Linked DNA regions of Homo sapiens: region 2 is linked to region 1. The links are chromatin contacts, found by Hi-C or POLR2A ChIA-PET in ENCODE. All regions are on one chromosome and are shown on one strand. Each heading gives the region's core, a stretch centred on a gene start or an enhancer-like site at or near the end of the contact. The rest is flanking DNA. Distances are from core to core; before and after follow the strand shown. Region 1 overlaps GSDME (gasdermin E). Region 2 has its middle 29 kb from the start of GSDME.

Region 1 (4,269 bases), core at 596-3,095:
CCACGCAGGTGCCTACCTCCTCCACGGGAGAGGAAAACAAGAGCTCAAACAAAACATCATGCTGCACGTGGAAACGCCAAGGACTTCGCCTCCTTCCTGCAGCTCTGTGGCTCCCTGTCTGGCTCTCAGCAAGCTGCATCACACCTTCCCTCCCCGGGAGCTCTGGCGCTTGCCAGATTTGCTAGGCAGGCTCTATACTTATTGCAAGTGGTAACACTAACAGTTACAACTAATGAGAACTTGCCACATGCCAAGCACTACTATACCTGCCCTGTTTATGTTCTCTCATTGAGTTCTCACAGTAACACCGATCCCATTTTGCTAATCAAAGAAATTCTGGGTCGTGAAGGTAGGAAAAGGTGTCCCATGTGTCTTGGTTTAAAGAAAAAGATCTTTGGGTAAGCTGGTTAGGAGGTGGCATAGTAGCATTTATTATGTTATTCCTTAAACCCTCCCTCTGTTTCCACCACAAATTGTTTTGATTTTTAAAATGAGCCTGAAGTTTACCACCCTGAATTCGGCCTAAAAATACCTCCACCTGCCAATACCAGGAGACCAGCATAAAGAGGTACTGCCAGCCCCTCCCATCCCAGACCTTGGGATGCCCCGGTTTATTGTGACCAGTTACACCTGCCCTGGAAGGAGAAACACAGCAAAAAGAGAATCAGCGACAGGACCAGAATCAGGGAACTCATGTTCTCCAAGTACACATGGACAGAAGTCTTCATTGTTAGGCACAAACTGTTTACTAAAAATAATGATTCCAGTGCTGAGTAAAGCACAAAGACAAATGGGATGATTTTCAAACCCTCTGGTAGCCATTGGGAAATTGATCAGGTAGGAAGGAAGCCCAGTTCAAACTTTGTTTTTTCCAAGAAAGACATGGCTCCTCAAATCTTTCTCCTTGAAAAACTCCTAAATGTTAAAGGACCAGGAGCAGAGCAAGATGGGTGAATGGAAGCCTCCCGTGATTGTTCTCCCCACAGGAACACCAAAGTCAACAACTATCTATATAAAAAAGCACCTTCATCAGAACCAAAAATCAGGTGAGCAATCACAGTACCTGGTTTTGACTTCATTTTGCTGAAAGAGGCACTGAAGAGGGTAGGAAAGGCAGTCTTGAATTGCCAACACCACCCCTCCCCTATCTCTGGGCAGCAGCCATGTGGCAGAGAGAGAGAAGCCGTGTGCTGTAGGAGGGAGAGCACAGCAACTGTGGGACTTTGCATGGAACTCAGTGCTGCCAACACCGGGCAGAACTCAGCCAGCGCCCACTGAGGGAGCATGTAGACCAGCCCTAGCCAGAGGAGAATCACCCATCCCAGTGGTCAGAACCTGAGTTTTGGCAAGCCTCGCCACCATGGGCTAAAGTGCTTTGGTGTTCTAAATAAACTAGAAAGGCAGTCTAGGCCACAAGGACTGCAGCTCCTAGGCAAGTCCTAGAGCTGTGCTGGGCTCAGAGCCAGTGGATTTGGGGGGTGGGTACACAACCTACTGAGACACCAGCCAGGGTGGCTAAGGGAGTACTGGATCTAACCCTCCCCCAACTCCAAGCAGCACAACATGCAGCTCCAAAAGAGATCCCTTCCTTGTGCTTGAGGAGAGGAGAGGGAAGAGGAAAAAGGACTTTGTACTGTAACCAGAATACCAGCTCAGCCACAGTAGGATAGGGCACCAGGCAGAGTTGTGAGGCCCCCACTGCAGACCCTAGCTGCCAGACATTTCTAGAAACACCCTGAGCCAGAATGTAACCTCCTGCCTTAAGGGAAGGATGCAGTTGTGACAGGATTCTTGTTCTTCTGACTAAAGAGCCCTGGGCCCTGCATGATCTGCAACAGTAACCAGGCAATACATGCCATGAGCCTTGGGTGAGACTCTGAGACATGCTGACCCAGCTGTGGTCAGGTGTGACTCGGCACTTTCACAGCTGTGCTGGCTATGAGGAGAGATTCCTTCTGCTTGAGAAAAGCAGAGAGAAAAGAGGACTTTGTCTTGCAGCTTGGGTACCAGCTAAGCACAGTGGGGTAGAGCACCAAGCAAGCCCTTCAAGTCTCTGATTCCAGGTTGTGGCTCTTGGATGGCATTTCTGGACCTACCCAGGCCCACAGGGGACCCCACTGCCCTGAAGAGTGCGTCTCAAACCTGCCAGCATTCACCACAAGCTGACTAAAGAGCCCCTGGCCTTAAGTGAATATGGGTGGTGGCCTGGCAGTGCTCCTTGTGGGCCTGTAGTGCTGGTGGACATGGGTGAGAGTCCTCTGCCTGGGGAAAGGAGAGGGAAGAGTGAAGGGACTTTGTCCTGTGATTTGAGTGCCAGTTGAGCCACAGTAGAGTAGAGCACCACATAGATTTCTAAGGTTTCCAACTCGAGGCCCTGACTCCTGGACAGCATCTCTGGACCCACCTGGGGCCCCAGGGAAATCACCTCATGTCTGAGGGGAAGGACACAAGCCTGGCTGGCTTTACCACCTGCTGATTATACAGCCCTAGGGCCTTGAGCAAACATAGGCAGTAGCCAGGTAGTGGTTACAACAGGCCTTAGGCAAGATCCAGAGCTGTGGTGGCTTCAGTTCTGACCAGTGCAGTCCCAGTGGTGGTGGCCACACAGTTGCTTGTGTCACCTCTCCCCCAGGTCCAGACAGCTTAGCATAGAGAGAGACTCTGTTTTGGAGAAAGTAAGGGAAGAGAACAAGAGTCTCTGCCTGTGATCCAGAGAATTCTTCCAGATCTTATACAAGACCACCAAGGTGGTACCTCTACAAGTCTATAAGAACCACACAGTTACTGGGCTTTGGGTGTCCTCTAATGCAGATACAGCTGCAGTGACAAAAAACTTGGATGACAACACCCAAGTACCTTTGAATACCTGGAAAGTCTTCCTAAGAAGGATGGGTATAAACAAGCCCAGATTGCAAAGGCTGCAATAAATACTTAAATCTTCAAAGCCCAGATACTGACAAACATCCACAAGCATCAAGACAATCCAGGAAAACATGACTTCACCAAACAAACTAAATTAGGCACCAGAGACCAATCCTGGAGAGACAGAAATATGTGACCTTTCAAACAGAAAATTCAAAATAGCTGTTTTGAGGAAACTCAAAGAAATTCAAGATAACACAGAGAAGGAATTTGGCATTCCTTCAGATACATTTAACAGAGATTGCAATAATTTAAAAGATTCAAACAAAAATTCCAGAGTTGAAAAACACAATTGACATACTGGAGAACACATCAGAGTCTCTTAAATAGCAGAATTGATTAAGCAGAAGAAATAATTTGTGAGCTTGAAGATAGGATTTTTGAAAATACATCAGAGGAGACAAAAGAAAAAAAGAATGAAAAAGAATGAAATACACCTAAAAGACATAGAAAATAGTTTCAAAAGAGCAAATCTAAGAGGTATTGGCCTTAAAGAGGAAGGAGAGAAAAAATAGGGGTAGAAAGTTTATTCAAAGGGTAACAGCAGACAACTTCCCAAACCTAGAACAAGATATCAATACCTAAGTACCAGAAGGTTACAGAACACCAGGCAGATTTAACTGGAAGAAGACTATCTCAAGGCATTTAATAAGCAAATTCCCAAAAATCAAGGATAAAGAAAGGATCCTAAAAGCAGCAAGAAACTAACTGCATACAATGGAGCTCCAATATGTTTGGCAGCAGACTTTTCAGCACAAGTCTTTAAAGGCCAGGAGAGAGTGGCATGACATATCTAAAGTGCTGAAGGAAAAAAACGTTTACACTAGAATAGTATATTCAGCAAAACTATCCTTCAAACATGAAGGAGAAACATAGACTTTCTCAAAGAAAAGCTGAAGGACTTCATCAATACCAGATCAGTCCTACAAGAAATGCTAAAGAGAGTATTTTAATCAGAAAGGACATTAATAAGCAATAAGAAATCATCTGAAAGTCCAAAATGTACTTGTAAGTACACAGAAAAAACACAGACTATTATAACACTGTCACTGTGGTATGTAAACTACTCATATCTTAAGCAGAAAGACAAAAAGATGAACCAATTAAAAATAGTAACTACAGGGCCGGGCACAGTGGCTCACGCCTGTAATCCCAGCAGTTTGGGAGGCCGAGGTGGGTGTATCACCTGAAGACAGGAATTCGAGACCAGACTGCCCAACATGGCGAAACCACATCTCTACTAAAAATACAAAAAAGTAGCCGGGCGTGGTGGTGGGCGCCTGTAATCCCAACTACTCAGGAGGCTGAGGCAGGAGAATCACTGGAACCTGGGAGGTAGAGGTTGCG
Region 2 (4,269 bases), core at 1,181-3,680, 54 kb after region 1:
CCTGCCACCACTGCTGGCTAATTTTTGTATTTTTAGTAGAGATGGCATTTCACCATGCTGGCCAGGCTGGTCTCAAACTCCTGACCTCAAGTGATCCACCTGCCTTGGCCTCCAAAAGTGCTGGGCTTACAGGTGTGAGCCACCGCGCCCGGACTGCCTTTTTCTAGCCTCACTGGCAGCTGATTGGATGGTGCCCACCCACACTGAGGGTGAGTCTTCCTCTCCCAATCCACTGACTCAAATGTTAATCTCCTCTGGCAACACCCTCATAGACACAGCCAGGGACAATACTTTGCACCCTTCCATCCAATCAAGTTAACACTATTAACCATCACAGGCACCTATAGACAGTGCTTTGGGTAAAGTAGGTGTCAGCAAACTGTAGTCTGCAGTTTGAGTCCCGCCTGATGCCTGTTTTTTAAAAATAAACTTTTGTTGGAACACAGCTACGCCCATTCATGTACTTATTGTCTCTGGATGCTTTGGGCTATAACAGCAGAGTTCAGTGTAACAGAGACCATGTGGTCTGCAGAGCCTAAGATATGTACTACCTGACTTAAAAAAAATTGCAGATCCTTTGGATATAGCACTGTACCTTGAGTTGCAATTTCACTATTTATTTTATAATGTGCTAATAGCATAGTTCCTGACCAGAAAATACTAAAGAAATATCAACTAAATAATGATCACAATCTCTCTTTTAATGTAAAAGGGTTTCAATATTTATTTAGTCCATAATTCACTTTTTTGTTTGTTTGTTTGTTTTTTTGAGATGGAGTCTTGCTCTGTCACCAGTCTGGAGTGCAGTGGCGCGATCTCAGCTCACTGCAACCTCCACCTCATGGGTTCAAGCGATTCCCCTGCCTCAGCCTCCTGAGTAGCTGGGACTACAGGCACATGCCACCATGCCCGGCTAATTTTTTTGTATTTTAGCAGAGATGGGGTTTCACCACATTGGCCAGGATGGTCTCGATCTCCTGACCTCATGATCCACCTGCCTTGGCCTCCCAAAGTGCTGGGATTACAGGCATGAGCCACCGTGCCCAGCCAATTCACTTGTTTTAAACATGTCAAGCACACTGGTCTTAGGCTGCCACTTCCTATCTTTCCAGTTCCTTCCTTCTAGCCCTCTGTCTCCAGCAATTCTTCAGCCCCATGGCTATCTGCAATCTATTGATTCTACCGTCTCACAATCCCTCAATATACATATCCAATATAATTCTTCCAGATGGCCAAATAATTTCACTTTTAGGATTAAAAAGAAAAGAATAATTGAGGGCAGATCTTGCAATCTATAGGTAAGCTCCGTGAGGGCAGGGCTGTGTCTGGCACATGTCTGGTGGTCACGAATAGTTGTTGATTGACTGCAGACCATTTCTACTTATTCTGGGGATCATAGAGTGGCAGTATAGAGCTTTAATGATAATCTGTCCATCTGCTGTTGGGGCACGTGAGATTTGCAGAGGTAAGTGGCCTACCCAAAGTCTACCCACTAACTAGAGATAAGTTCCCCAATTCCCATCCTGGGGTTCTTTTCTGTGTACCGGGTTGCCTGTGTCCACTTCAAAAACCCGAGGAAAACTTTGGAATTAAGATTAAAGAACAAACATTTAAACTTGGAAGGGAAAGGGATATTGGAATCACTCTGCTTGTATCTTGTGTTGTAGCACAAGGAGGTGCCCTTGGAAACATGCAGACACACTCGTAGCCCTCACCATCAGCAGTGAGTTGTGAGAGTTTGGTCAAGTTGCTTAACTTCCAGTCCTTAGTGAATGCTTCTGACAAATGGGGATTGCCTAAATGGGGTTGTTGTGAGGCTTTCGGAGTGGGGTTGCAAAACTCACACTACAACTCAGAAGTGAGAAAAAGATTCTGTCATCTTGTCAATGACTGACCTGGTCCTCACGAGCCCTTCACATATTGGTGAGCAAGAAAAAGTTAACTGAAGTTCGAACTTTGTTTAAAATTTAGTCTAAATGGGTACAGAGTTTCAGTTTGGGATGGTGAAAAAGTTTTGGAGGTGGACAGTCGTGATGGCTGCACAGCAATGTGAATGTGTTTAATATTACTGAATTGCATACTTAAAAATGGTTAAAATGACAAATTTATGTATATTTCATCACAATAAAAAAACAGCCTAATCTGATCATGTAGGCAGTCGGCTGTGGTCATGCACAGTTGCTTTTGGAGAGATGACCTCTCTCTTAATTCCCTGGGTTCTGGCCTCACTGTTACTCCCTAAGATTGTATTTGGATGTGGTGGGGGCACTGGAGGTGGTGGCTTATGCGATCTGTGGCACTGGAAAGAGGTGAGGGCCTTGGGCATGATTTCCTTGGCCTCCTCTGGTTCCCTTAACCAGCCAAGTACTGCTGGCATCTACTCTCCAACCTTTGTCTCATGCCTCTGGGCTGAGGAAACACGAGATACTGTGACACATCAAAAATTTCATTGTGACCTAAGTTGGGCAGCAGCGTTGTGGCTTACTTAGCATGGAGAGGAACCATGAGTCACGCTGGCTGCCACGTCCTCTCATGTGCATCCAACAGGCATCACAGGGGAAGGAGGGAACATGGCCCCTACTCATTTTCAAAGACAGTACAAAAGCAATAAATGAAACTCAATGAAAAGAAGCACATCGTTGTAAACCACATGCCATTTTTGAGGTCCTAGAATAATCATGAAATTAGAAGGTGGTGTCCCAGCTATGTGCTGATCAAATGCTGATCCACAAACCGTATGGTGCTATCTGGGTCTGAACTACCTGCCGGGACTTGGTGGTAGTGGTGGTGGCAGTGGTGTGTGTGTAACTTACCACCAGGACATTAGCCAAATCTGAGAATCACTGCTTATGTCGATATACCTTTTCTAGTCTAATATTTGTTTAAATTACGGCAGTTAATAAAGAAGACAGCATGCTCTTGGCTCATTAAAGCCATTACAACAGTAATAGTATCATGGAGAACCAAAGAGGTTTTTTTTTTGTTTTTTGTGGGTTTATTTTTATTTATTTATGTTTTTGAGACAGAGTCTCGCTCTGTCGCCCAGGCTGGGGTGCAGTGGCACAATCTCGGCTCACTGCAACCTCTGCCTCCTGGGTTCAAGCAATTCTCCTGCCTCAGCCTCCTGAGTAGCTGGGATTACAGGCACGTGCCACCACACCCAGCTAATTTTTGTATTTTTAGTAGAGACGGGGTTTCACCATGTTAGCCAGGTTGGTCTCAAACTCTTGGCCTTGTGACCTGCCCACCTCGGCCTCCCAAAGTGCTGGGATTACAGGTGTGAGCCACCACACTGGCCAAAGAGTTTTTTAAAAGCACAGTTGATCATAATTTGCCTTTGGTAAAATAAATGGGAGCCAAAAGCACTGAACAAATTCTACCCTCTCCAAGGCTCTTATGCGTATCTACTTACTGAAAATGCGTCCAAACACTCAGACATGAACTATTCTGGTGAATATAAAGGGCTTATTTTTCTATTTGCCCTGGCTCTTCCCCTGCCCCAGGGACTGAGCCCTAAGAACTGCACCCTGGGGCTCTGGGGCTCTCTCGGGTTCAGCCACTAGGGGGCACTGCGATGAGTGGTGCCCCGAGGAGACAGGGCCTGGGATAGTTCTTCCTTACTCTGGGCTGAATTTTTCTGGCAGACGCCGCATGTCTCTCTACAGCTGTAGCTCCCGATGGCTGTCCCCTCCTCAGGAGCTCCAGCTACTGGCTGGGCAGTACCCACTTCCCACTGTTGCTAATCTCTCGGTGACTTCAGCCTGCTCACAGCCTTATAAGTAGTCCCTTCATTTAAGTCTCTCAAACCATCTGAGTTGGATTCTGTTTCCTGCAGGGGCACCAACTAATAAGCCCATAAAAAGAAATCCTTTACTGCTATCATCTAAGGGGACAGTGATGTCCTGATGTGCTAATCACTGACGGACATTAACGGTGATAATGCTGGTATTTCACTGGTATGACTCAATTTCTAAACTAATGGCTTGGAACTTATGCCTCCAAATTGTATTGCCTTCTCAAAGCTGACACCTTAGGATGTCTCAGTACCATCATGTTAAAATATTCCGAGGCTGCCTTTAAAGATATACTTTAGTGCCCATAACACATTATTTTGAATAATGCTGAAAAACAGTCCTCCTTTAATGGCAGATTTGATTCAGTTCAACAGGCAATATCACAATATGCATAGGAAAATTGGCAATAATTTCATTATGTTCATATGCAAATTCCACTAACTGTTATGCAAATGTCTTTTATAGCTTGTTTTTC

Evidence for each region. Hi-C counts contacts between places; a loop is a spot of excess contacts on that map. ChIA-PET counts read pairs that join two places held with the same protein, here RNA polymerase II (POLR2A). Pooled maps may share reads with other maps.
Region 2: a loop to region 1 is called in a map of mammary epithelial cell, with 5 times the contacts of the local background. The contact joins two enhancer-like sites. A Hi-C loop is called at or near these places in 6 of 168 maps with a recorded cell type or tissue (Caco-2, K562, breast epithelium and 3 more), 5 of 37 single-sample maps with no recorded cell type and 3 of 50 pooled maps. POLR2A ChIA-PET finds 5 or more read pairs at or near these places in 2 of 52 experiments (MCF 10A and activated CD4-positive, alpha-beta T cell).

The regions. Positions count from the first base shown.
Region 1 is chr7:24,731,431-24,735,699 of GRCh38, forward strand. The region is part of intron 3 of GSDME (gasdermin E); the gene reads right to left. Among named protein-coding and RNA genes, the nearest start is that of GSDME, 24 kb to the right of the region's middle. Within about 2 kb of position 1,846, at least 3 of the 41 ENCODE cell types and tissues checked have a DNase peak (open chromatin) inside an H3K27ac peak, as active enhancers do; they include mammary epithelial cell, where a contact is called at or near this core.
Region 2 is chr7:24,784,706-24,788,974 of GRCh38, forward strand. It overlaps a transcript of GSDME not described here. Among named protein-coding and RNA genes, the nearest start is that of GSDME, 29 kb to the left of the region's middle. Within about 2 kb of position 2,431, at least 7 of the 41 ENCODE cell types and tissues checked have a DNase peak (open chromatin) inside an H3K27ac peak, as active enhancers do; they include mammary epithelial cell, where a contact is called at or near this core.